7 separate regions of the Homo sapiens genome follow, and regions 1, 3, 4, 5, 6 and 7 are each linked to region 2. A link is a loop called in an ENCODE intact Hi-C map of the cell type or tissue named here. Cell type or tissue: endothelial cell of umbilical vein. All regions are shown on one strand. Region 1 has its middle 7.6 kb from the start of IGSF10. Region 2 overlaps AADACL2-AS1 (AADACL2 antisense RNA 1). Region 3 has its middle 260 kb from the start of MBNL1-AS1. Region 4 overlaps MED12L (mediator complex subunit 12L). Region 5 overlaps MED12L (mediator complex subunit 12L). Region 6 has its middle 98 kb from the start of AADACL2-AS1. Region 7 overlaps IGSF10 (immunoglobulin superfamily member 10).

Evidence for each region. A loop is a pair of places that touch in the nucleus more often than their neighbours do. Peaks named below come from ENCODE experiments on the same cell type or tissue, not always from the same donor. Only the 100,000 strongest peaks of a DNase experiment are listed, where the experiment ranks them.
Region 1: a loop joins it to region 2, with 12 times the contacts of the local background. A loop is called at or near these places in 28 of 110 quality-filtered maps.
Region 3: it touches region 2 in a loop (2.5-fold over the local background); 3 of 110 quality-filtered maps call a loop at or near these places.
Region 4: a loop joins it to region 2, with 9 times the contacts of the local background. A loop is called at or near these places in 23 of 110 quality-filtered maps.
Region 5: it touches region 2 in a loop (17-fold over the local background); 5 of 110 quality-filtered maps call a loop at or near these places.
Region 6: it touches region 2 in a loop (4-fold over the local background); 4 of 110 quality-filtered maps call a loop at or near these places.
Region 7: it touches region 2 in a loop (31-fold over the local background); 79 of 110 quality-filtered maps call a loop at or near these places.

Annotation. Positions count from the first base shown.
Region 1 is chr3:151,466,708-151,470,707 of GRCh38, reverse strand. It overlaps a transcript of IGSF10 not described here. Among named protein-coding and RNA genes, the nearest start is that of IGSF10, 7.6 kb to the right of the region's middle. In endothelial cell of umbilical vein, a CTCF peak has its summit at 2,220 (motif pointing left); a DNase peak (open chromatin) is centred at 2,227.
Region 2 is chr3:151,915,964-151,919,963 of GRCh38, reverse strand. The region is part of intron 1 of AADACL2-AS1 (AADACL2 antisense RNA 1); the gene reads left to right. Among named protein-coding and RNA genes, the nearest start is that of AADACL2-AS1, 10 kb to the left of the region's middle. In endothelial cell of umbilical vein, a CTCF peak has its summit at 1,505 (motif pointing right); a DNase peak (open chromatin) is centred at 1,523; H3K27ac peaks cover 326 bases.
Region 3 is chr3:152,522,636-152,526,635 of GRCh38, reverse strand. No RefSeq gene overlaps it. Among named protein-coding and RNA genes, the nearest start is that of MBNL1-AS1, 260 kb to the right of the region's middle. In endothelial cell of umbilical vein, a CTCF peak has its summit at 1,887 (motif pointing right); a DNase peak (open chromatin) is centred at 1,905.
Region 4 is chr3:151,226,074-151,230,073 of GRCh38, reverse strand. All of the region lies in intron 16 of MED12L (mediator complex subunit 12L), which reads right to left. All of the region lies in intron 1 of P2RY14 (purinergic receptor P2Y14), which reads left to right. Among named protein-coding and RNA genes, the nearest start is that of GPR171, 25 kb to the right of the region's middle. In endothelial cell of umbilical vein, a CTCF peak has its summit at 2,166 (motif pointing left); DNase peaks (open chromatin) are centred at 1,683 and 2,143; H3K27ac peaks cover 495 bases.
Region 5 is chr3:151,377,452-151,381,451 of GRCh38, reverse strand. MED12L (mediator complex subunit 12L) reads right to left here. Exons shown (of 45, transcript NM_001393769.1): 31 at 3,279-3,440; 32 at 1,228-1,339. The region is part of intron 1 of P2RY12 (purinergic receptor P2Y12); the gene reads left to right. Among named protein-coding and RNA genes, the nearest start is that of P2RY12, 5.3 kb to the left of the region's middle. RefSeq lists an enhancer at 3,315-3,384. In endothelial cell of umbilical vein, a CTCF peak has its summit at 1,913 (motif pointing left); no DNase peak of the experiment used is centred here.
Region 6 is chr3:152,024,648-152,028,647 of GRCh38, reverse strand. No RefSeq gene overlaps it. Among named protein-coding and RNA genes, the nearest start is that of AADACL2-AS1, 98 kb to the right of the region's middle. In endothelial cell of umbilical vein, a CTCF peak has its summit at 2,253 (motif pointing left); a DNase peak (open chromatin) is centred at 2,347; H3K27ac peaks cover 3,064 bases.
Region 7 is chr3:151,438,016-151,442,015 of GRCh38, reverse strand. IGSF10 (immunoglobulin superfamily member 10) reads left to right here. Exons shown (of 8, transcript NM_178822.5): 8 at 3,419-4,000. Among named protein-coding and RNA genes, the nearest start is that of IGSF10, 21 kb to the left of the region's middle. In endothelial cell of umbilical vein, a CTCF peak has its summit at 2,249 (motif pointing left); a DNase peak (open chromatin) is centred at 2,205.

The DNA of each region.
Region 1 (4,000 bases), 450 kb after region 2:
TGCAGGCTATAGTATGCAATGGGCCTATGTTCACCACCATGTTCTTGAGCAAGGACTCCTAATGCCTGATTGTTACACTCATGAACAAACAAGGTGAAAGGTTTAGTGTAATTTGGAAGTCCTAAAGATGAGGGCTGTTGTAAGGTCAACTTTATTTGGCCAACAGCCTGCTCATGACTGTCTTCCCAAGGTAAAGGCTCTGGTATAGCATTATTAGTGAGCTCATACAATGGTGAAGCTATTAAGGAAAAAATTGGAACTCAGAATCTGCAACATCCTGCAAGTCCAAGAAAACTTCTTAATTGTCTTTTGGTTGCAGGTCAAGGAAAACTTTGAATAGCTGTTATCCTCTTAGTTGAGAGGGAAATTCCTTCAGCAGCCAAGTCACATCCCAAATGGTGGACTTTTTGCCTTGAAAACTTAAGTTTTTCCACTGAAGCCTTGTGACCTTTGTATGAAAGTTGCTGTAAAAGGTAAACTGAGTCCATTACAGAGCACTCCTTAGTGGGACAGCATATATTCATCTATGTACTGAATGAGAGTAGAATTTTGAGGCAACTGTAGTGTCATTAAGTCTTGATGCAATGCCTGGGAAAAATAGAAAGGGCTTTGGTAAATCCTTGTGGCATTACAGGCCAAGTGTACTGCTGATTTTACCAAGTAAAGGCAAACTAGTATTGACTCTCTTTATAAACTGGAATGCTAAAGAAGGCTGAGCAGAGATCTATTATTGTGAACACTTGGAATCAGTGGGTACATTAGATAATAAAATATTAGAATTTGGGACTACGGGAAATCTTGGTATTACAATTTTATTATTGCCTGTAAATCTTGAACAAATCTTCAACCTCATCCTTTTGGCTTTTTAACTGCTAGGATTGGAGTGTTACAAGGGCTCCTGCATGGGAGTATGAGTCCTTGTTTAATTAAATCTTCTACAATTGGTTAGAGCTCTTGAATTGCTTCAGATTTTAGTGGATATTGGGGTAATTTAGGCAAAGGTTTAGGATGATCTATTTGGACTTTCATAGGTTGCACACTTTTAATTCTTCCTATATCAGTTGGGGAAGAGGCCCATAAACATTCAAGTATTTTTGAGAGATCAGGGGTATTACAGGCCTGAGTTTCTATCTTATCAATTTATTTCTGTAGACAGCATAACAATTCTGCTTCAGGAGAATCAGGAAACTCTGAAGAAGGTTTACATGCCCTTTTAACTTGAAAGTAAATCTCACCCTAACAAGTTTACTGGAGCAGCATCACATAGTACAAAAGTATATTTTTCTGAAAAGGGCCCCAATGTTAATTGGATGGGTTCAGATACAGGAATGTCTTGAACTTGATTTGAAACCCCCACCACAGAATGTAAATTATTTCAGCCATTGTGGAAGACTGTGGCAATTCCTCAAAAACCTAGAAACAGAAATACCATTTGACCCAGTAAACCCATTACTGGGTATATACCCAAAGGAATGTAAATCATTCTATTATAAAGATACATGCATGCATATGTTCATTGCAGCACTATTCACGATAGCAAAGACATGGAATCAACCCAAATGCCCAACAATGATAGAATGAATAAAGAAACTGTGGTAAGTATACACCATGAAATACTATGCAGCTATAAAAAAGAAATGAAATCATATCCTTTGCAGGGACATGGGTGGAGCTGGAAGCCATTATCCTCAGCAAACTAATGCAGGAAGAGAAAACCAAACACCATATGTTCTCATTTATAAGTGGGAGCTGAACAATGAGAACACATGGACACAGGGAGGGGAACAACATACACTGGGGCCTAGGCAGCAGGGCAGGGGGAGGGAGAGCATCAGGATAAATAGCTAATGGGTGCAGGACTTAATACCTAGGTGATGGGTTGATAGGTGCAGCAAACCACCATGACACACATTTACCTATGTAACCTGCACGTCCTGTACATGTATCCTGGAACGTAAAATAAATTTTAAAAATACAAACAACCCTCACAAAAATGACCCTTTTTACTTCTAGGGATTTACTGGCTTATTAAAGTGGGGTTTATGGTAGATAGAATAGCTCCAGTATTCATCGGGACTGTACACGACTCCCCATTTATTTTAACCTGTTTCTCCATGTTCATTTAAAGGTATTACGGGAGCAATTTAGTAGAGAATCCCTGGGAGCCCCGTCAATGCCATTATCAGGAGGGCTAAGGTCTCTTGGGCTCCCTCTAGTGGAGAAACAGTTCAGCCTAAAGGGAGGCTTATTGGCAGACCTCTTACATAAAAGCGGTCAATCCCTTTTCCAATGCCCTGGTTGTTTGCAATAAAGGCAGATATCTTGGGGTAAAGAATTTCTTGTTCTAGGATCTCTCGGTTGTGATTTAAAATGAGAATGAGAAAGGTCCCTTTGGTCGCAGCCCCTGTAGCCATTGTAACTGAAGGGTCAGCTTGTTAGCTTTTTGAGCTTTTTCTTGCTCTAGAGTCCTCTCAAAATGTTCAGCTAAAGCCACCAATTCAGTCATATCTGTAACTTCCCATCCAAGCTTATGTTTTTTAATTAAACTTCTAAGTTCAGGACGGAGTCCATTTATAATAGAGCAGTTAATGCTATTTCAGTCCCTGCAGGAAATACTCCTTGCCGTACTTTAAGCCCAGAATGTTTCACAAACAATGTCTCTAAGCGAGTTCTGTAATCTCAAACTGGTTCATCCTTTTGTTTTTGTTTACAAGATTGTATGACAGACTAATCAACTTTTTGCAGAAAAATATTAGAAATTGAATGTAAAATGTTTTCAGCCATTTTTCTTTCTTTTTTTCTTTTTTCTTTTTTCTTTTTTTTTTTGAGATGGAGTCTCGCTGTCGCCCAGGCTGGAATGCAGTGGCACGATCTCGGCTCACTGCAGGCTCTGACCCCGGGGTTCACGCCATTCTCCTGCCTCAGCCTCCCGAGTAGCTGGGACTACAGGTGCCCGCCACCTCGCCCGGCTAATTTTTTGTATTTTTAGTAGAGACGGGGTTTCACTGCGTTAGCCAGGACGGTCTCGATCTCCTGACCTCGTGATCCACCCACCTCGGCCTCCCAAAGTGCTGGGATTACAGGCGTGAGCCACCGCGCCCGGCTCAGCCATTTTTCTAGCTACTTTTGGTCCTTCTCATGAGGAGCTTTTGGAGGGGTCTTTAATACCCTCCTCAGGTTTGTCCCATTCTGCTACTGCCATCCATTCTTGAGCTTCATCAGGCCCTAATATCATGTGAATAAATTGGTAAAGGTCAGGAAGCCCTGGCTTGTAAGCTCCTATTAGGATTCTAAATTCCTCAGTAAATTTTTGAGATTTTCCCTTGAATAAGGGAAGTCCTTCACAAAACTTTAAGCTCAGTTTTAGACCATGGAGTGAAAGTAGTTATAGCAGACAGGCCTGGCTGATCAGGTCTTACTTTGTAAGGCATCTAACTTCCTCTTTTTCATCATCTTCAGGGTGAAAGGGTAATTTAGCAAAAAGGTTAGTGGACTCAGTATATAGGCAGAAATGGATAAAGAGAAGAAACAGTCGAAGTTAGTTCAGTCAGAGCACAGCCCTCTTTTGTCATGTCCTTGGTCTGGTGCCTAAGCTTTCCATTTGCTTTTTGCAAAGAATCTTTCAAGGAGTTAATTTTTGATTCATTTAGTCTTTTGGAGACCTCTGCATACCAATGAAAGACTATGTCCCACTGTTTCTGTGGGACATAGTCTTTTTCCAATATGCCTCACAAATACACAATTTTTTCCAAATTATAACTTCCTCATTTCGACCATCTTAAGTTCTCTTTAGTGGGGTTAACCCATTTTTCTAAAAATGCACACGTTGAGCCAGGCATAATGGCTCACTACTGTAATCCTAGCCCTTTAGGAGGCCGAGGCGGGTGGATCACCTGAGGTCAGGAGTTCAAGACTAGCCTGACCAACATGGTGAAACCCTGTCTCTACTAAAAATACAAAAATTAGCTGGGCATGGTGGCAGGTGCCTGTAGTCCCAGCT
Region 2 (4,000 bases):
ACTCTATGTTTTTTTCTACACATTAGAAAAATTTGAACCATCTACAGTAGTCCCCACTTATTCCTTGTTTCACTTTTTGTTGTTTCAGTTACTCATGGTCAACTGTGGTCCAAAAATATGAGCTATTTTATTATATTTTACATGTAACTCTATGTGAACAATTGGAGGAAGTACTGGTTTAGGCCAGTGGTTCTTAAAAAGTGGTCCCAGAACCAGTAGCATCGTCATCTGGGAACCTGCTAGAACATCAAGTCATTGGAACTCACCCAGAGCTACTGAATCAGAAACTCTGGGTATAGGCCCAGAAACGTGTGTTGACAAGACTTCCAGGGGACTCTGATCAGCGAACATGTGAACAGTAGGAGGTTTCAGCAAAAGGAAAGCTCAGGATAGAAACCTTGCACCAACATGGGCTGTCTTTTGGTGTGAACATATATAGACATGTTTTTGTGCTTCCCTGGGGGTGCTGAAGAAGGCTGATGAGAGCCAAGAACCAGCAGGCCTGGAATGGCCCACAATGGTGAGGAGTAAATGTGCCAAGAGCAGAAACTGCAAGTAATCTCTTAAACTATGGGCTGGTGGAGGAGAGCATGACTGAGACTCAAGGTGTATTAGTTTGTTCTCACACTGCTAATAAAGACATACCTTAGACTGGGTAATTTATAAAGGAAAGAGCTTCAATGGACTGACAGTTCAGCATAGCTGGGGAGCCTCACAATCATGGTGGAAGGCAAAGGAGAAGCAAAGGCATGCCTTACATAGTGGCAGGTAAAAGAGCTTATGCAGGGGATCTCCCATTTATAAAACCATCAGATTTCGTGAGACTTATTCATTACCACAAGAACAGTATGGGTGAAACTGCCCTCATGATTCAATTATCTCCATCTGGCCCCACCTTTGACACGTGGAGTTTATTACAAGTCAAGGTGAGATTTGGGTGGAGACACAGCCAAACCATATCACAAGGGGTTGGCAGCATCCGAAAGCGACAAGGAGGGGCCAAGGCAGCAACACGGTGGGCCACCCACCCAGTCTAGCAAAGAGCCAGCAGGCAGGGCTGGCCCAGCAAGCTTTCTGCTCTACTCAGGTGTTCTCCTGTGAGGTAGAAAGGGAAGCAGAGAAACAGCACTTACAAAGATGTTGAAGCTTACATTCTCTGAATATTTATATAATTTTCAGCTGCTTAATTTAGAAGAAGAAGTAACTGTCATACTATCTTCCTACGCAAACCCTGACCAGCTGAGAGTCCATGTATAAGCTACAGTTACATTTTTAAAAAAAGAAGAGAAACAATTTTACAAATCTGTATTAGTGCATATATTTCAACACAACAACATAAATCTACCTGATCCATTTCATTATTTGCTTATTTAGAAACTATTTCAGAATAAAAGATTATTATTTCAGATTCCCTTGTCAGATAGCCTGGAAAATGTGAAGACTGCTTAGGGTTTTGAAACATTCACTTTGAAGTCGTCAGAAATGTTGCAGTGACAATTTTAAAACCACTTGAGGGCAGTAAAAGCACATTTCTTAACTGTACATTGCAGATGATTTAACCATAACCTCCAAAATTAAAGACTTGGCCAGAATACCTTATCTGCATTTCTAACTTTGTCTAGAGTTATGCCCCCACCCCCATCTGCCAGGTTTATATTCCTAGTTTCTCAAATTTAAGTAGAACAAGAACAAAAATTTAAAGCACACATTCTGTTTTTGGTTTCTTTCATAAGCAATATTTTTGCTGTGGCTTATAATTGATGTATTTCAGAGACATGGCTCAATTAAGTCACAAGTTCAACTTCTTTACCTCAAATGTATGTATATTTCAACATCAATTCATATATGTGAGCATGAATGTTTGTGTGTGGATATGTGTGTGTTTACCCGGAGAGATTTGAGTATATAAATAAAAATAGTCGTTATCATTATAGTGAATAAGAAGAACTCTTTTGGGCACATTTATAAAGGTACTTTACTCTTTCCCATCACAGCCCTGCAAATCCACTGTCTTGGCATCTTCTTCATCACCACCTTGAAAAAAATCTTGGGCAAGTCCCATAAATTCTCAGAAATTAAAAGAAGAAAGGTTTCCTAGTTACCTTTCCCCCCTAAATTGTTTCATTTCAGTAATTAAATCACCTATCTCTGTGTAATACTTAAAATTGCTAACTTCACCTAAAGTTAAACTTCTTCCCTTTATTTTGTCTGCTTCCCACCAGAAGTCTGCAGTGGGGAGAAGTGGTGAGGTGGTCACACACATTCTGGTCCATGTCCCTACCAAGTTTCTACTCTTCTTCCCACAAGGCTGCCTCTGACTTGAGGGTTCAAGAGAAGAAGAGGAAAGAGGTAAAGAGCAGAAGGTGTTTTCTTTCACCAATACCTCTGCAATCTGACATTCATTTGGTGGGTTGGGGGGCACTGCGGCAGTAGTTCAAATCTGCCCATTTCTCTTGTGGTCATTTTTGAGGGCTTTTGTGAGCTGTGTGACTGCACAACCAGGTCAGGGCCAACTTCATGGGTGTGAGCCCTATGTAGAATCTCAGGACCACAGGCTTAGAGGGGTCCCAGGCTTGGTTTAATGCTCTGTTGTTGCCTCTGCATTTTTAAAATAATTTTTGATCAAGAGACCCTGCATTTTCATTTTTCACTGGGCCCCAGAAATTATACAGCTGGTTTTGACTGAGCCCCTTCAACAGCAGCTTTACTGCAGGACAGTGCTTCTTTTTCAGCTGATAATTTATAATCTCCCTCTGCCTCTCGGGTCAGATTTTGCCCCTAGCAGGAACCCCCTTGGACAGGGTCCCATGAATAAAGATCACACACCAATGTCTGTCCTTAGGTTTTTTGCTCCAGAAAAGCAAACACTTGTTGGGAGCATGGCTATTATAAAACTCTCTCTGCTAGAGTCAGAAGTCATCTCAGCCAACTCTCTCCAGTCACTTTCTTCTCAGACATGAATCAGGTAATTTGATTGTGTTCCTAAGCAACACCAGACCCATGTAGGCTCTCCACTTAGTCTTTGAAGTGGAGTTTAGTCCTCTCACTGGGCTTGAGTGAGGTGGAGCATCATATCTTCCTCCTCCAGATAACTGTCAAAAACCAATTCTTTCCCTAACTCCCTGGCATCTTCAAACTTAACTCTTTTGTACCCATAAGGTGGGTGAGAAGCTAATGGTCAAAACGTCAATTTTGGGCCCCTCCTATTTTAGGTCTGTACAGGGAGTTTAGCCTCACTTTGGAAGTTGCAAGTTCTTGCTCTCTTTGTTTTGTTCTCAGCCTTTAGGAAACTCTATAGAAACGGAGACAGAAAGAGTCTCAATATAATGCCCAATGACATCATTTATAGGGAAAACTTTTACTCGGCATTAGATATTTTGAAATTTAAATATTTATTTGAAGAACATTTTAAATATCCTCAATTCCCTTAATACATTAATATCTTCATTAGTAGAAGGGATCAATTCAACAAATATTTTGAGCATCTCCTTTGTGCAGGAATCAGTAATAAGTTGAGCTAATATGCAAATTAGCAAGAGAGCCTCCACATTCTTGAGGAGTTCACAGTTAGAAACTGAAAACACAAAGACAATTTCCTAAAGATGAGTAATAATAAAGTCGTGTACAAATGCAATAAGATCACAGGAAAGAGAGCAAATACAACTCTGGAAAAAAGAGAACATTTCACCAGAACTAAAATTAGATTTGGATTATAAAAAGATAGGAAGATGGTGGGCAGAATGTGGAGAATAATTTCGAAGCTAGAGGCAGTAATTTGTTCAAAGGCTATTGCGATAATCCAGGTAATATTATGAGGGCCTAAACTAAATCAGGGTCTCTTGGGGAAAAAGAAAAGAAGCATAAGTAGGTGGTAGAAATGAGAGAAATTATTGGCTTATTAAATGAGGAAGAAAAAGGAGCTGAAAAATAATTCTAGGAAAAAACAATCTCAAAATACCATCTTGCAGAAGATGGAGTATTAAATATAAAAATAATAGAG
Region 3 (4,000 bases), 610 kb before region 2:
TATAACATATAAAATATATACAATTAATATTATAAATATGTAGTATTATGTATTCTATATAATATATTGACTATAATTTTGTATATTATATAATGACATTATATTATACTATATTAAACTACATTATGCTATATTATATTGGCCTTAATATATCATCTGGAATACACAAAATCCCTGTAGCAGGGGTGGAGAAAAATGTCAGAACCACACTGGTTCTTAATTTTCTTCATCTGAAAGAACACATGTCACTTCTTCATATAGTCCATTTACTGGAAAACTAGTCACATGGACCCACCCTAACTAAAAGCAAGTAGGAAACAGAAAGGAGATAATGGGTATTTGGTGGACACTAATGGTTTCTCTTACAGATATATTCTCGGTTTAGAAGATTTAAAACTAAGAATGGAGTGCTTTTCCAGTTTTTTATGTATCAGAAAATTTGTCCTCCAAAGTCACTGCTGACTTACGTGAAGGAAATGGCAATATATTTCTCTCTTGAGCAAGTTTGTGTCTTAAAAAATTAATATCTTTCTCTCCACACCATAAAATTGCCCAACTATGGCTTCAACAAAGCCAGTGGGATATAATTAGCTGAGACACATTATAGCAATATATGGTCTAATTACTACACTAGCTTGTAGCAATTTAGGGGAAGGATAAGCTATCATGTGAGCAAGCAATCATGCATGTTTTAGACAAGCATTTTCATATCCATTTTATAAATAAATACTAAACCAAGGTTTGAAAAATTAATTGATGATTTAGTAGGGGTTATAGAACCAATATATAGAGGTCTTCTGACTCTAAATCCCAGACTTTTACCGCTAACATAGCTTAGAAGGCAAAAGGTTTCCCTAGGCCTTCAATACTGCCCTCAAAATTTCCTCTTTCACTGAGTTCCCTTAGAAATTCAGTGCCAGAGTGAAAGAGGCCTCACACTAGGCACATCCCCTCTTGCCCTATCCCGCCATACCTCATAGTCAGGACTAGCTTTCCCCACTGATTACTCATCAGAATCCTCTGTCCCATGTGCCCCTTCCAAAGAGCACTGATATCAACAAGGCACAACAAACACAAACACATGATGGAAGACATAACATAGTCAACTTAAAGAGAAACTCACTTTAACTGGAGAAACAATGACTTGAAATTCATACACAGTGGAATTGTGGGCAATATGACAATGCAGTCATCTGAGCAACCTACAAATCTCGTTAGGTAGGACATTATCTCTGCTGACTCTTCAGGAACTATCACATCCCCATTAGGTGATTGTACTGACTGACTGATCTAACTTTGACATTACAGTAATTCATCTTATATAATAAACATTATTATATATATACAAACATACATATATATGTTTTAACTAAATGTTTAAAATATACTTCTCAAGAGAAAAAGGAAAGTTATGAAATATTTAAACACCTGAACACAAAATGATTAAAAAGACACTATCAAATATTTAGATTTTATTTCTTGGCAAACGCAAAGCAATTATTCTTGCATATTTAGTAATTTTTCCAGTATAATTATAAAACATAGATGAAGTCATAAAAAGTAATTGTTCTTATATTATGCTTTTATTATAACAGAAATAGCATGATGAAAAAGTTTATCAGACTTATTAATGTCAGGTATTAACATAAAAGTCATATAACATATAACAGTGTATTTCTAATATTAATAAGAATTTCTAATTCTTATTCATTTCTAATTGTTTTCTAATTCTTATTCATTTCTAATATTAATGCATGTTTCCATATTTATCATTGCCATTATTTTATTTTAGTGTAATTTGCATATTAAATTGATACCATTTTTGTTTAGTCCAATGTGCTGTAAAAGTTGCAGATGTTTATTAAAGAAGCTACTGCAGTTTGCATTGCCAACATTAGGTGGCAGTAGTTGTCTCTCTGTAATTCATAGAAGTTGTTTAACATGTTATTTATGTACTGTTGAAATGGTGTGTGCTTCAGTTCATTTCAAAAGTCTTTCTGTAGTAAAACAAAGATGTTAAACAGTTGATTCAAAATAAAATCAACTGGATTAAGGTTTTTAGAAGAACCAAATCACTGAAAACATTGTTACATTTGATTTTCTCATTTCATATAACTCAAAATAAAAATAGTTACAGTCATGCATTAGTTAATAATCGGATAGGTTCTGAGAAATGTATCTTTAGACAATTTTGTCATTGTGTGAACATCATACAGTATACTTACGCAAACTAGATAGCGTAGCCTCCTACACACCTAGTCATCATGGTATAGCCTGTTACTCCTAAGGTAAAAACCTGTACCAAATATTATTGTATTGAATAATGTAGCCAATCATAACTCAATAGTATTTGTGTATCTTAACATATCTAAACATAGAAAAGCTATAGTAAAAATACAATATTATCATATTTGGACCACTGTCATACATGTGGTCCATTATTGACCAAAACTTCATTATGCAGCATGTGACTATAAAACTTGCATGTGCACAGATAATTAAGATTGGGTTTATTTCTAGAATTTCTGCTTTCATAATTTTAGATAAATGTTTTAAAGCTAAATCATCTCAATGTCTCATGCTCTCTCTATCGATCTCACTCTTCTCTATTTATTTATTTATTTATTTATTTATTTATTTGTATATTTAGTGAGTATCCCTCTTTGTTCCTGTCCAGAGTACATGCTCTGGCAACTGGATAACCTTGTTTGAACCCAAAGACACACACTACGTAAGAACAATCCAAGTTATAATTCAGTGTTTACTAGTTTTCAATTCTGTGACGGTTAATGCTAATTTTTCAATGAATGAAACCAAAACATGAGTACACACATGCACACACACAGGGCTTCTTACTCCCTTTATTATAGTAACAGCAAATAAAAATGTCATAGTATTCTATTATAGTTAGAAAAAATTTTATTTAAATTTATTGTGGCTATATCAGAAATCCAAGCAAATTGATTATATTCAATATAGAACAGTATTACTAATTAGTATTATTAATAATACTAGTTATATATTATTATTAGTATTATTAATACTAGTTATATATTATTATTAGTATTATTAATAATACTAGTTATATATTATTATTAGTATTATTAGTATTAACAATACTAATAATAACAAAGGTATACTTGTCATTTGATACAAGAAAATTTTATATCTCAGACACTGGCAGAAACTTGAACCCTTATTCTGGAAGGTAGAGCTCGTGTCTATCTGTTCCACATTATATCTCTTGAGGTTAGAACAGTGCCTGGCAAATTCTTTGCCCTCAATAAATGTTTATGGATAAGCTGCAAGGACATTTCTGGGTCTCCTACTTTGAATCACAGTGTAGCACTTAGGGAATATACTTCAACTCAAATGGAACTAGATTTGAAACCCTAGCTCTGAGACTTACTAGCTATGGACATTGAGCAAGAAATTGGCATTTATTAACTTTTTAGAATATATTCATTATTAACATTAATTGAGCTTCAATTTTTTTATAGGAAAGAATGGAGGAAATAATGTGTGTAGAGCACCTCGTATAATGGGCACTAAAACTGGTGAATCTTATTATTGCTCACCCACAGTTATAATTTGTTAATCTGCATCCTGATGAAAGAATTTATGCAGACAACTGATATAATTTGGGTATTTGTCCCTGTCCAAATCTCATGTTGAAAGGTGATCCCTGGTATTGGATGTGGGGCCTAGTGGGAGGTGTTTGGTTCATGGGGGTGGATCCCTCATGGCTTGGTGCTGTCGTTGCAATAGTGAGTGAGTTTTCATGAGATCTGGTTAAGTGTATGGCACTTCCTGCCCCCAGTCTCTCTTTTGTTCCCTCTCTCTCCATGTGAGACATTTGCTACCCCTGTGCCTTCTGCCATGATTTTAAGTTTCCTGATGCCTCCCTAGAAGCAAATGCTGGTGGTATGCTACTTGTATACCCTGCAGAATCATGAGCCAATTAAACCTCTTTTCTTGGAAATTACTCAGTCGCAGGTGT
Region 4 (4,000 bases), 690 kb after region 2:
GGCGTGAACCCAGCAGGCGAAGCTTGCAGTGAGCTGAGATCGCACCACTGCACTCCAGCCTGGGCAACAGAGCGAGACTCCATATCCAAAACAAAAACAAAAAACAAAAAAACAGATCCCAACATGTGAGCCTAGGACTCATAAAAAGTAAAGGTCTTTGATTTCAAATACAACTTGAACAACATCTTCAAGCTGCATAAAAGTGCATCTTTCACCCTTAAGTCCTACTAAGTTTGCAACTAATACAGTTGCTCCATTGTTGCATGCTCTAGTTAATAAAACACAAATTCGTTTAAGAATTGCTCAGTTCGCCTGGCGCAGTGGCTCATGCCTGTAATCCCAGCACTTTGGGAGGCCGAGGCAGGCGGATCACGAGGTCAGGAGATTGAGACCACGATGAAACCCCATCTCTACTAAAAATACAAAAATAAGCCAGGCATGGTGGTGGGCGCCTGTAGTCCCAGCTACTAGGGAGGCTGAGGCAGGAAAATGGCATGAACCCGGGAGGCGGATCTTGCAGTGAGCCAAGATCGTGCCACTGCACTCCAGCCTGGGCGACAAAGTGAGACTCCGTCTCAAAAAAAAAAAAAAAAAAAAAAATTAGCCGGGCATGGTGGCACGAGCCTGTAGTCCCAGCTACTCGGGAGGCTGACGCAGGAGAATCGCTTGAACCCGGGAGGCGAGGTTGCAGTGAGCGGAGATCACGAAACTGCCCTCCAGCCTGAGCAACAGAGCAAGACTCCATCTCAAAAAAAAAAAAAAAAAAAAGAATTGCTGAATTTATAAGTTATTACCACAGTATGTTTTATTAAAATCAAAGAACCCTCTAACAGGGATTAATACACAAAACAGGGAGGAAACATACAACACTTTGGGTTAGAGAGTATATGGGAATCACTTCTGTACAGTATTTCTACTCCCACTTAAAATTCTGGATATTTATATTCTTTTCCTTTGGCTATATAAGCCTGAATCTTGAACAAACACACAAGTGGTTGATATTCAGCTAAGCAGTTAAAGCTGTTGTTTTCTCACACATGGAAATTTGTCTTCATCTTCACAGCAAAGGATAACCACTAATGGTCTAACAGCCCCATGATCTGCAGATCTGAGTACTGCTTGCCTGAGAAATGCAAATACCATCTCAGTGAGGCGAAAAGAGGTCATGGATTCATTTCCTTGCCTGGCCCCAGGGAATAGGACCACATATTCCAAAACAATGCTGCAGAAGAACAGGCTGGAAAAAATTCAGTAATTCAGGCAGCTCAACCTAGTTCCAGGAGAAAAAAGAATTGGTTCCCAAAACCCTGAAGCCAGGAGTGATGCAGAGCTTTGTGCCACTCTCATGAAAGATTAGCATTGTGTAGGGACTGGTAAATTAGAACTGAAACACTCTGGACTTCATACATACACTCTGTTGTTGAGTGCCACTTCCTGTGACTAGAATAGAGGGATCATCAGAAGCAAAACCTCTCCCAATTTGTCCCTTGTTCAAGCACTGCTGGGCCACATACTGGAGGAAGCTCAGAGCACTCTGCAAAGGGTCTACTGTGCCTCCTGCAGCCCTGAATTTCAGTGTAGAAGAGCGTCAACTTAAATCAACTTAAAGAAGAGGGGAAACTGTCAGGAGCCTGATAGTTTATTCTGTTATCAGCTGAGTCACTCCCTGTACGCGCAATGTTCCCACTGAGTCACAGCCTGCCTCACACCAGGTATTTGATTCTTATGGGAACAGGAACCCTAGATGTAGCTGAGGTAGCTACTACTTCTCCCCTCATTTTAGACATGTAAAAACTGATACACAAAGGCAGTTAATAATTATCGCAATATTCTAGCGCCATACATGTAGCCAAGGCCCACTGTATCCCACAAGCATGCATGTAATCATTATGCTGCACTGTCTGTCCTCTGTCCACTATTCCAACAGAGCAGTAAATAAAGCACACTTCACATTCCTAGACCTTAGCATACAGATTACTTACTGCTGATGAGTTATTCAATTACAGTTAAGGTCTGACCCCAACAAGAAAGCTAAATTCTCTTCCTGTATCAAAATCATCTGAAACATACCTACCATTAAGGGGTCATTCCAGTGGTTCTCAAGAAAATTTAGAAATGTGTGGGGACGTGGCTGGTTGCACAAACCATGGCGTTCTACTGCCACCTAGTGGATACAGGCCAGGGATGCGGCTAAACACCCAACAATACACAAGACAGCCTACCCACAAAGAACTGAAACCGAAAAAAACAGTTAACAGTACCAAGGCTGAGAAACCCTGGACTATTCCAATCATTATAGGCAAAAAATTACAGGTCCATCCTGACTACCAAGATGCAGTCCCTAGAGTAAAGGCTAACAGTGGGTGGCCATTTTCCTGGCCCCCAGTTTGCCATTCGGGAAGACTGCATGACTATGTATCCATTGGAGGTCATGAGGTGCCTATGCCACACCTCACCCTCCACTGACAGCTCCCATGATCCATTTGCATAATCACAAAGTGAAGACAGGCTGGAGTTCTTAGACATGCCAATATGCTAGACTTGCAGTCTGCCACAAGCTATGCCAAAAGTGTTTTGAGGGAAGCGATTAGAATACAAAGTAAAGACTATGTTTGGACGTTATCAGTTTATAAATCCAACCTAATCCGTCCCCCCTTACCATTCTCACACATAATCAAGAGTTGGATCTGTTTGTAGCAGAAATTCAGATTTCTTTTATCTTTATGGGTTGTAAAGACTGTGAATACGAAGATCAAGAGGGAATCAAGAGAGGGCCGAATTTATGCTTTGGTGGAGGAGGAAGTTCTTGGGTATCTGCAATTCAGCCTAAGAAGAATATTTAGATATTTCTAATGTGAAAACTTAGCACAGCTCCTCAATGAAAGTATGTGGCCACACCATTCAGCCAATTTTAAGTTACATTAACACATGTTGGTCACTGACCTGGATTCTAACTGAAGGTAAAGTCGATGGGTCACAGCAGCAGGAGTTAGGATCAAGTGACCTGATCTTGAGCTCACATCTCCTGCCAGAGAAAACTGGCTGAAGGTGACAAACAGCAGCAAGCAGAGCTCTCCTTGTGCCAGGGGCCCCAGGGGATCTGCGTGTGGCATCCAAACCACATGCAGCAGATCTGGGTTTCTCCCTGCAGAAGAGTTTCCACCATTTATAGGTTAACGTTACCTGTTGTAATCACCATTCATGATAGTCCGACTCTGTATCTCTCTTTGGATATCAACGCAGGAGATAGAAAACTGAGTCAAAAAATCAGAAACTCATTTTAAATACTTTTAGAAACTGGCAAATCAAAAGGAGGTTCTCTATGCCGCAGTATCTGGAAGATAACTGAAGAAACTGAAGGCATCCACCTCATGCAAAACCTTAAAACTCAGATCAAAAACAAAAATAATATATATACTCTCAAACATACACACATGCACATTCCTTTCTTGAAAAAAAAACACTGGCTGACTTCTCAAGATGCGACTCCAGCAAAATGTTGAAGGGCCTGTGTAAAGGATCACATTCATATAAAACATGCTGCCCCCACATTCTTTCAGGAGCAGGGGAGCCCTGGCTTGGAATCAATCAGACATTAGTTTGAATACTGTCTGGCTATGTGTTAGGTGCCCTTTGATGAATCACTTAACCATTTTAAGCATCACTGTCCTCATTTGTAACGTAAACGTTTACTCATTGGCAAGATTCCATCATGTTACCCAAGAGCTTAGGCCATCCATTTTCCCCCACTGTGACAGCCTCTCGTGTCAGTCTTGATGCCTGTTCCTATAGCTCTCTCACCCCAAAACTCCTTCCTTCTTCTTTGCCTAGCTAAAGCCAACTCATTTGTCAATCTTCACTATCACATGCTCCAGGAAGGCTGCCCTGATGCCACCATTTCTGAAACTAGATACGTGCTCACTGTGTTCCTGTGCTTCCTCCTTCAATGATGACCCCATGTCATACCTTGAAGTGTCCCTCTGTTCAGCCTCCCCCTAGA
Region 5 (4,000 bases), 540 kb after region 2:
ATGACTGGTAGGAGACAAGGTAGGAGAGAGAGCCAGTGTCAAATCATGTCTGGCCTTATCAGCCCGAATTTTTTATACTAGGTATACTGAGGTAATATGTGACTTCCATTTAAAAAGGTTCACTATGATTGCTATATCTAGATCTCTCCTACCCAAAAGGTGAGAAATGACAAGAGGATCAAATAAGATTAAGTGTCCTTGTCCATGTCCATCTAGTACCATTCGAGGGAAAGACATGGTGTCATAGAAACACAGTGCCACAAGAAGGGGTCAATTAGGCTGTGTATCAGGATAAAACACCTCATAAGACCAATCTATCCACTTTGCTTAATTCCATGCTCTCCAATTTCTGTTGTGAATGCTCAGTTTCCTTATAGTACATAGATGCAAGAGCCTCAAACAGTGACCAGGAGAACTGTGTTTGGTGAAAAGGCAATGTCCAAATTATTTCTAAATAAACCAACATGCCTTCTGATTTATTTCTTGTGTACTTGGTTGGCATCAATACAACTGAGTTTCTGAACCTACAGATTTCAAGCTGAAAGCGTGCCTGATAATGTGGCATCCAAGCTTGAGGAGCTGGACTCACTGCCATGCCTACTGCAGCATAGATTGCTCCAGGTCCTCTCCTATGAGGCAGAGTTAGGAGACGGGCAGATAGTTCAAAGTTATATGCAATATATAAAATTTTACTTTTATAGGCAGTACACATTTATTGTATATATCTCATTAATATAAAGTTGTTAATCTTGTGGTGTCTACAATGCCAGGTAGAAGAATAAGGCATGGATTGTTTCTCAGCGTCTACTCAAAACATTTTGTAACCTTACTAGTTGTTTTTTTTTTTTTTTTTTGAGACAGAGTTTCACTATTGTTTCCCAGGCTGGTGTGCAATGGCGCGATCTCAGCTCACTGCAGCCTCTGCCTCCCAGGTTCAAGCAATTCTCCTGCCTTGGCCTCCCGAGTAGCTGGGATCATAGGCGCACACCATCATGCCCGGCTAATTTTTGTATTTTTAGTACAGACGGGGTTTCACCATGTTGGCCAGGCTGGTCTCGAACTCCTGGCCTCAGGTGATCCACCAGCCTCCGCCTCCCAAAGTGCTGGGATTACAGGCATGAGCCACCACACCTGGCCCTTATTAATTTAATCTCAGTATTTGAAAGGCAAATAAATGAATGCCGTTAGAAAGATATTTGCCTGTCTTAATATTATACTATACTTTACCTGGTTAACTTGATTCTGGAGAGATGTTAGGAGGCCTTCCCTTTGTTCATCTTGTCCCTTAAGGCAGGTAAGTACCAGTGAGAGGAAGGGTTGTTGACTCAAAAGAGACATACTACAAAGGAAGTAATAATAACAACAGATCTAGTTAGAAATAATGCATTACTTCCTCTGGCAACATTCATTTCTTTGCCTCACTATTAGATAAATAAGAGAGGTGGTAAATAGCCAAAGACTGCTTGAAAATTTAAATCATACCTCTACTTATAAAATTAAAAGCCACTGTAATGCTTCTAAATCACTTCGTATGCTCTAATTGCCCTCGAAGCCATTCTCAAACTAGCATCAAACCATACTGCATGTGAGCATGCCGGGCAGTGAGGGTAGAAGACAGTGAATTCATCTTCTACATCAATATGCAGAATTTAAAAATGTACATCAGAAAGAATATCAATTTATACACAGGATAAAATTAAAAATTTTTAAAGTTCTCATATAAAACTCTTGTTTTAGAGTCTGGGAAAACAGGCCTATATATATGTCTGTTGAGCTTGTTTTGGGGTTTGATTTTGTTTTTCAGCACATTTCCCAAGACCAAAAAGCAGGGTGTTAGTAGAGCTAATTCATCAGCCAGGGCTGAGGACTCCAAAAACAGTGTACTTGCTGGCGACCCCTAGTGTGCAGCTCCAACACAGCCCACAGGCTCCAACATAGCCCGCAGCATCCACTGGTAAAGAGGTGTCAAGGCATTTGGTTAAAAATTCTGTTTTAAATTGGCATTTTAACAAAATGTCTTCAATTAGAGAATAATCAACAAATCATATTGACAAACAAAGCGCCATGTTGGAAAGACAAATTTCTTAAAATGAGACCTAGGCCAAAATATTTCAATCAGCATTATTCTCCATGGGCAGAATAAAGAGCCCCTGATGTGGGAAGAGCGATCTTTCAAGTCTCTTCAATACCATCTGTCCTGCCTATGGGAAGTTAGGCAATGCACATACACTCACCTATCAGCAAATATGATTTGAAAATTAGAATTATGCTTCCTTGTTGGTTAATTAATCCTGGCCAACATGGTAAAACAACCAGATGTAAAACAAATACAGTACATACAATGCTGGGTCTCTACCAAAATGTACTGTAGTTAAGAGCACAAGCTCAGAAGCCAGACCTCCTGGATTTAAACCCAGGCTTTATGTCCTTCACTGTGTGTCCTGGAGCAACTCATGTAACCTTTAAGTGTCTGTTTCAACATGATATAAAGAAGATAATGAGAGTACCTACCACATGATTGCTATAAGAATTTTAAAAGCTCATGTACATAATGAGTTTTAGAGAGGAGTTGCCATTCTGTAAGCAGTCAATAAATGGTGGCTACTATAGTATTATTCATTAGTGGACAAGAAATCTATGTGCTTAAAATATTTTTTTAATGGAAGAAATTATCAATTTTTTTCCTTTACTCCTAGGTTTCTTGGCATTTTCACATTAGGGTGAGGTTTCTTTCTTTCTCAGTAACACGGTTTTCAAATATAATTACTTGAAACCTTTTCTTGGGCATAAAATAAATTAAGAAAACATTAGTTGTGGTGGCCGAGGAGTCTTAATGTCTAGTCTAGAACAGGAGCCCTAAATGTTAAAAATATGAGCAACTAGTTCAGACACCAACATGCCAGAATTATACATTATATTTATTTTAAACATAAATATCTAAATAATAAAAAAATAGAAATAATTAAAAATAAAATACAGGGATCAGGTAGCTATCCAGATCTGATTCAGTTGGTCTAAAGCGGGTCTCGGAAATCACTGTTTTTAACAGTTCAGCAGTGATTTGGATATAAAGGCAGAATTGAGAACTAATGTATTAAGGATTATAACCTGAAATTTTTTAGGAATAAGACAGCCTTGCCTAATAGAATATTCCCAGTTCCATTTAAAAACTAAATTTCAGTGGACTGTGGGTACAGTGACCACACAGGTTTACAGGAAGTGAGACTTTCTCAATTATTCTTTAAACTCTCACACAGACGCCCATCTTCCAGCCACACCTTTTCTGTTTCTGTCTGTCCCTTTCCTTTTTGGAAGAAGAACCCAAGTGCTGTCCCTTCTCCAGCTCTTCCCCAGCGGCTTTCAGCACTCTTCCTTGCACAGAAGTTGGCAACCTGGCGATGAGGGGGGCCACCAACCATACACCCCTGCGTTCGGAGGAACTAAAATCAGAAACAGGTGTTACACCGGAGAAAGCATCCTTTCCCCTGCTCTCACAGTTATAACAGAAACTCCAAAGCGAAACTTTGATGTATGAGACACACAGACTGTTCTAAAATTTCCCTTTTATTTCTGTATTATCTTTCCTTTTTCCGAACACTAGACATTTGCATGAGCTTTCCACCTAAGCCTACAGAAAGCAATAAAACATGCAGTTCTGGAAGGATATTGTAACTAAACTGACTTTAATGTTTTCCGATGACCCCCTCTCTCTAATTAAAAACAATCACTTTGTCCAACAAACAATATACTTTTCTGTCACAGTTACAATATGAAATATTATATGTAAGCATACTAATAGCTAATTTTTAAGGTTTAAAATTCGCTAGTTATACTTTATACCAAAATGATGAAATACAAATCAGCCTTTCATGATTAAATAATTACTTTAAGACTTTATATGCCTACTGGTTCTAATTCTGCACAAAAATTACCAGGATATATTTGTGCAAAATAATTAATTAATAAAAATGGTGGAAAAAGCGTTTCCCATATAATGAAT
Region 6 (4,000 bases), 110 kb before region 2:
TAGACAAAGTGTGTGTTGTGAATGGGTTTAACTTGTCACTCAAAGGAGTTTAATTTCACTGGATTATTCAACTTTATATCATCGGTCTCTCTCTTTTAAATAAATTAGTTTGGCATTCATTTCTTTGCTGACTTAAAAGTATTGGACCGACTTTTACATTTTTTATTTTTATGTCTATTTTTTAAGTTTTTTTTTTTTTAATTTCAAGAACTTCAGGGGTACAAGTGGTTTTGGTTACATAGATGAATTGTATAATGGTGAAGTCTGGGTTTTTAGTGTTCCTGTCACCTGAATAGTATACATTGTACCCAGCAGGTAATTTTTCATCCCTCCCTCCTTCCCTCTCTCCCTCTGAGTCTCCTATGTGCACTACCACTCTGTACGCCTTTGCGTATATATAGCTTAGCTCCCATTTATAAGTGAGAACATGTGGTATTTGGTTTTCTATTCCTGAGTTACTTCACCTAGGATAATGGCCTCCAGTTCTATCCAAGTTGCTGAAAAAGATATTATGTAATTTTTTATGGCTGAGTAGTATTCCATGGTAAATACACACACACACACACACACACACACACACACACACACACGCCACATTTTCTTTAGCCAATCCACTGGTGAAGGACACTTAAGTTGAATTTCAATAATATGAATTTTTCCAGTCCATGAATACAAGATGTGTTTCCATTGATTTTTGTCCTCTTCAGTTTTTTTTATCAATGTTTTATAGTTTTCATTGTAGAGGTCTTTACCCATTTCCTTGGTTACATTTATTCCTAGGTATTTTTTTGCAGTGCTTGTAAATGGGGTTATTTTCTTGATTTTTTAAAAGACAGTTTGCTGTTGACATATAGAAATGCTACTTACTTTTGTAGGTTGATTTTTGTATTCTGCAACTTTACTGAATTTATCAGTTTTAAGAGGTTTTTTGTATGTGGAGTACTTAAAATTTTCTCTATGTAAGATCATGTCATCTGCAAACAAATAATTGGCTTTCTCTTTTCCAATTTGGATGCCCTTTTGTTTTCTTTCTCTTGCCTAATTGCTCTGGCTCGGAATTTCAGTACAATGTTGACTAGAAGTGGTGAAAGTGGGCATCCTTGTCTAGTTGTAGATCTCAGAGAAAAAGCTTTTAACTTTTCTCAACTCAGTATGATATTAGCTGTGGGTTTCCATATATGGCCTTTATTATGCTGAGGTACATTCCCTCTATAACCAATTTGTTGAGGGCTTTTATTTTGAGTTTTTATTTATTATATATTTTATTACCTTAATTATTATTATTTTATCAAATGCTTTTTCTGCATCTATTGCAATGATTATGTGGTTTCTGTTTTTGATTCCATTAATGTTATACATCATGTTTATTGATTTATGTATGTCGAGCCATTCTTGCATCCCTGGAATGGATCCCACTTGCTCATGGTGAATGGTATTTTTAATGTGTTCTATAATTTGGTTTGCTAATATTTTGTTGAGGATATTTGTATCTATGTTCATCGGGGATATTGGCCTCTGCGTTTTTTTGTAGTTGTTGCTGATGTGTCTTTATCTGATTTTAAACAGAGAGTAAGATAGTGATTATCAGAGGCTGGGGAGAATGGAGGGAGGAAGAGTGATTAGTTAATGAGTATAAAGTTATAGTTAGGTGGAATAATTTCTGGTTTTCTATTGATGATTATAGTTAACATGGTTAAAAATAATGTATTTATTTTTCCAAATAGCTAGAAGAGAGGGTTTTGAATACTCTTGCTACAAAACAATGATAAATATTTAAGGTGATAGCTATGCTAATTTTCCTGATTTTATTATTACACAATGTATATATATATCAAAACATCATACTTTACCTCCAAATATGTACAATCATTATGTATCAATTAAAAACAAAATAAAACTTTAAAAAGTGTAAGACCCGTTCATTTCCATAGTATTTTTCTTTTTGTTTGTTTCCCTTATAAGTAGCAGCAAACTTTCATCTTAAAAGGCATTCACTACTCAGTGAAAAAGGTGTAATTTCAGAATAAATGTAAACTTTTTAAGGAAGAATAATCATGACACCAAAGCTACCACAGTAACAATTTACTTAGAAGGGAGTATTTGTGTTTGAAGATGATTACAAATGGAAATGGAAATGGAAATACTGAGAGAAAAAAACAACATATTTTGAGGATGAATTGCCCCTTCCTTTTTTAAGGACTTAGTCATGCCATAAACATTATTTCTTTAAAAGCTTAAGTTAAAATTCTTTATGTGTGATGGTCTGCCCTCTCCTGGGCCAGAGTCATATACAAAAAAAAATCTATTTGACTTGTAAAAAGAAATTCATCTCCAAAACAATAAAGTATCTTGCAAGTTAACTTGGTATTAAAATCTTAATAGGTATTCATGAGTGTGGTAATTTCTCACAGATTGCGGCCGTTTTTCAAATATTTGAGGAGTTCTTAGGTGTAGTTGTTCTATTCATTTCCTACTTATGTCCCTTTATTTTATTGCAAAATAAACACAGCTTGGCACTTGACATTTTCCCTGACCCATCTTTTAAACATACATTAGATGTGAGTCATAGGCAATGAACGGAACTCGCATTTTTGCCCACATATTTTTACGTTAAAAATGTTTTCATAATACATGTAATACAAATGTATTAAAGAAGAAAGTTAGAAAATAGAAACAAACAAACCATGAAAAATTACTTGTAATCACATCACAATGGTATAATCACCATTAATATTTGGGAGATTAATATTCCAGATATTTTATATATATTGTAATATATTAACTCCAAAAAGGTACTTATTTTATTTTATTTTTTATGTTTAATTTTTATGGGTACATAGTAGTTGGATATATTTATGGGGTACATGAGACATTATGATACATACATGCAATGGGTAATAATTACATCAAGGTAAATGGGGTATCCGTGCCCTCAAGCATTTATCCTTGCTTTACAAACAATCTGATCCCATTTTTTAGTTATTTAAAAATATACAATTAAATTACTTTTCACTACAGTCACTTTGTTGGGTAAGCAAATACTAGGACTTATTCGTTCTTTCTAACTATTTTTTAATACCCATTAACCCTCCCCAGTTCCTCTGCACCCACCCCTTACCCTTCCCAGCCTCTGGTAACCATTCTTCTACTCTCTATGAGTTCAATTGTTTTGATTTTTAGATCCCATAAACAAGTGAGAACATGCAAAGTTTGTCTTTCTGTGCCTTGCTTATTTCACTTAACTTAATGACCCCCAGTTCCATTTATGTTGTTGCAAATGACATGTTTTTGCAAAAGATCTCGTTCTTTTACATGGTTGAATAGAGCTCCATTGTGTGTATGTACCACATTTTCTTTATCCATTCATCTGTTGATGGACAGTTAGATTGATTCTATATTTTGGCAGGCATGTCACACGGCCAGAGCAGGAGCAAGAGAGAAAATCCAGGGTAGAGAGCATAGGTGTTACACACCTTTAAACAACCAGATCTCATGTGAACTTAGAGTGAGAACTCACTTATCACCAAGGGGAAGGCTCAAGCCATTCATGAGAGATCCACCTCCGTGAGCCAAACACCTTCCACCAGGCCCCATCTCCAACACTGGGGATTACAATTTAACATGAGATTTGCTGGGGACATATATTCAAACTATATAAGGTTGTTTATTTGAAGTTTTCTTCCTTTTTATATAGGCACTTATATCTATAAACTTCCCTCTTAGTATTGCTTTTGCTGTATTCCATGGGTTTTGGTATGTTGTGTTTCCATTATCATTTGTTTCAAGAAATTGTGAAATTTCCTCCTTAATTTCTTCATTTACCTACTGGTCATTCAGGAACATACTGTTTAATTTCCATGTGTCTGTACATTTTCCAAAATTCTTCTTGTTGGTGATTTCTAGTTTTATACTGCTGTGATTAGAGCAGATGCTTAATATTATTTCATTTTTTGAATGTTTCAACACTTGTTTTCTGTCCTAACATATGATCTATAGACAA
Region 7 (4,000 bases), 480 kb after region 2:
GATCTCTGCTCACTGCAAGCTCCGCCTCCCAGGTTCACGCCATTCTCCTACCTCAGCCTCCTGAGTAGCTGGGACCACAGGCACCCGCCACCACATCCGACTAATTTTTTGTATTTTTAGTAGAGACGGAGTTTCACCATGTTAGCCAGGATGGTCTTGATCTCCTGACCTCGTGATCTGCCCGCCTTAGCCTCCCAAAGTGCTGGGATTACAGGCATGAGCCACCGTGCCTGGCCTCAATATTCATTTTATAGCTGGCTTTCTATATAAATTATATCTTCAAAAATCAATAATTATAGCTTATGAGGTTTTTTTTTGCAAGTGGCATGACTTTACACAATGGTTTTCCATTACAGGACAAAAAATGAGGATGAGAATTTCCATCTTATATATCTGTTTATTCATTAATAGAAAACATCCATGCAAAAAAATTACACATAGTAAATGTGAATTTGTACTCATGCTTAGGAGTTGAAGATTTTCTTCTAATGACACGAGTTGATACTGAATACAGCTAATAAATTTAACTTGTGATCTTTAGTTCAAAAGTAAATGTTAATTCTCAAGTTTTTCAAATGTCATCAAAAATCACCTAAATTAAATTGAAATTTGTTTAGATTTAGAATTTTTAAATGCTGAGTTATGAAATGTGAGTTTTGTGCTTTGGAGAGGCTGAAGATGCCTCTGCATTAATCTTTATTAAGAATTCTGTCTTCCACTCTGGGAAACCTTCTATTTTCAAAAGTAAATTATCTCTCTCAAAAATATTAGTTTATAAAAAGAAACATCAATAGTTCTGTCTGTTATATGTCACAATCTCCAGTTGCATCAGATCTTGGGTGCAGGGGATATCACTCTAAGCCAGTTTTTCTCCAAGGGAAGACCCCCTACCAGTAGCATTAGCATTGTCTGGGAATTTGTTGAATCAGGAGCTCTGATTTTGTTTTAATAAGCAATCTGTTCTTAAAAGCCCTCCAGGTGATTTTGTTGCTAAAATTTGACACTTGTGTTCAAACTTAATTATTTATGTTAGCTGGGAAGTTTTTTAAAGAGTGGGTTTCTACATCCTTGGCGAGACCTATTGAAGCAGAATTTCAGGAAACCAAAGCCGGGGAATATGCATCTTAAACTCGACCCATGTAATTCTAATGCAGCTGATGAGGGATCTTCATTGAGAACCCAGTTAGAACAGTGGTTCTTTGCTGCACATGGAAACCTTTAATCCGGAAAATTCTAAGAATCCTGATGCCCAAGCCATGCTGCACACATATTAAGTCAAATTCTGGAGGTGAGACTCAGACATCATTATTATTTTAAACTCCACAAGTGTTTTAATGTTTAGCCAAGTTTAAGAACCAATACTTTTAGAAAGCATTAGGAAAGAATGCCAGTATAGCATGGTGGAAAGCGTAAGGCTTGAGAACCAGCCCTGTGACCTAAGGCAAGTTGCTAAATCTCTCTAAATACCAATTTTTCAGCTGTATAGTGAGGGAATTACTTCAAGATTAAACAACCAGTGCAAAGCACCTGGCAGTTTCCCTTCCTTTAGGTGTATTTGTATTGATTTTACTTTGGTTTATATGCCAGAGAACTTCCTTCCATACTTGGGGAAAAAAAAATTTTCTCTAATATTTTACTATAATACTTTCCATACTTACCTTTGCTGGAGAATAACAGTGACTTGATGACTGGGTGTGGTGGTTCACGCCTGTCATTCCAGCACTTTGGGAGACCAAGGCGGGAGGATCGCTGGAACCCAGAAGTTGGAGACCAGCCTTGGCAACACAGTGAGACCCTGTCTCTACAAAAAATAAAAAAATTAGGAGGGCATAGTGGTGTGTGTCTGTAGTCCCAGCTACTCAGAGGTTGAGGTTGGTGGATTGCTTGAACCTGGGAGGTTGAGACTGCAGTGAGCCGTGATCTCACCACTGCACTCTAGCCTGGGCTCCAGAGTGACACCCTGTCTCAAAAAAATATAAAGTAAATAGAAAATAGGAGAGAGAGAAATGACTTGAGGCTGTTTGACTTGGTTAGCACTTATGCTATGAAAACAGTTTTTACTTTCCTCTCGTTTTATCTACCTGCTTAGCCCATGTTGCCCAAAAATAAGAAAGACGTTTTCTCATATAGGTATCCCTGATAGCACTTTTAGCACCAGTTGAGTCTCCACTGGTCTAAAAAAGTAGATTTAGTTTTACCAGGAAAGATCTGCCATCTGGTGGTTAAATTTGGTAATGATAGGCTGTGCAGCCACTGTACATCTGGAGAAAAATGGTATTCCACACAGCTCAATCTAGTGCAAAAACTAGTCACTGTACAGCTGCCCATAGAGGGCAGATGCTGCAACAACCTTCTAAGGAACCTTGCGTTGGTATTCTAACAAAGTAAAATTTATTTTTTTCTAAAACAGTTTCATTTTTGTCACCCAGACTAGAGTGTAGTGGTGTGATCTCGGCTCACTGCAACCCCAGCCTCCTGGGTTCAAGCGATTCTCAAGCCTTAGCCTCCCGAGTAGCTGGGATCACAGGCATGTGCCATCATGCTCAGCTAATTTTTCGTATTTTTAGTAGAGATGGGGTTTTGCCATGTTGGCCAGGCTAGTCTCAAACTCCTGCCCTCAAGTGATCTGCCCACATTGGCCTCCCAAAATGCTGGGATTACAGGTGTGAGCCACTGTGCCCAGCCAAAGTAGAATTTTCTAACCAAATGATTCAGTAATTGTTTTGTTACTAATAACTGTTTAGAAAGTATCATCTGGCATCTTTTCTGAGCAACTGAGTTTACCTATATATATTACAAAATCACCATGTTTGTGGATCCAATTAGTTTACTTGGTATGTGAAATGGTCAAGGAAGTCATGGTGTCTAGAACTCCCATATTTCTAGCATGTGCCTCTTCATTAAGATTTTTTTTAAAAAATTACTATGTAACGGAGATTCATTTGAATTCCATCTGAGAAATACTTACTTGCACTAAATTATACCTGTTCAATTAGATAATTTCATCTTTCAGCAAATGGCTTAGAAGACAATAAGCTGGTAGTAATTTTATTTTTTTATTGCAACAATTTAAAGCTAATCACACATACAAAAACAGGTAACTATGAGGTGATGGACATGCTAGTTAATCGTGGTCATTTCTCTCTCTCTATATATATATATACCTCAAAATGTATGTGTATATATATATATCTCAAAATGTATATATATATATATCTCAAATATGTGTATATATATACACACACACCTCAAAATGTATATATATCTCTCTCAAAATGTCATGTTCTACACCTCAAAGATACACAATTTTCATTGGTCATGCTTCAATAAAGCTGGGGCAGAGGGAGGCAATCCTGAGTAAAACAGTTTCCCTCATTGCTAACAGCTGCACACTCAAATGAATCTCTTTTCTCCTTAGAGTGGGCAGCTGGATCCACGTCTACCCTAATGGATCCCTGTTTATTGGATCAGTAACAGAAAAAGACAGTGGTGTCTACTTGTGTGTGGCAAGAAACAAAATGGGGGATGATCTGATACTGATGCATGTTAGCCTAAGACTGAAACCTGCCAAAATTGACCACAAGCAGTATTTTAGAAAGCAAGTGCTCCATGGGAAAGATTTCCAAGTAGATTGCAAAGCTTCCGGCTCCCCAGTGCCAGAGATATCTTGGAGTTTGCCTGATGGAACCATGATCAACAATGCAATGCAAGCCGATGACAGTGGCCACAGGACTAGGAGATATACCCTTTTCAACAATGGAACTTTATACTTCAACAAAGTTGGGGTAGCGGAGGAAGGAGATTATACTTGCTATGCCCAGAACACCCTAGGGAAAGATGAAATGAAGGTCCACTTAACAGTTATAACAGCTGCTCCCCGGATAAGGCAGAGTAACAAAACCAACAAGAGAATCAAAGCTGGAGACACAGCTGTCCTTGACTGTGAGGTCACTGGGGATCCCAAACCAAAAATATTTTGGTTGCTGCCTTCCAATGACAT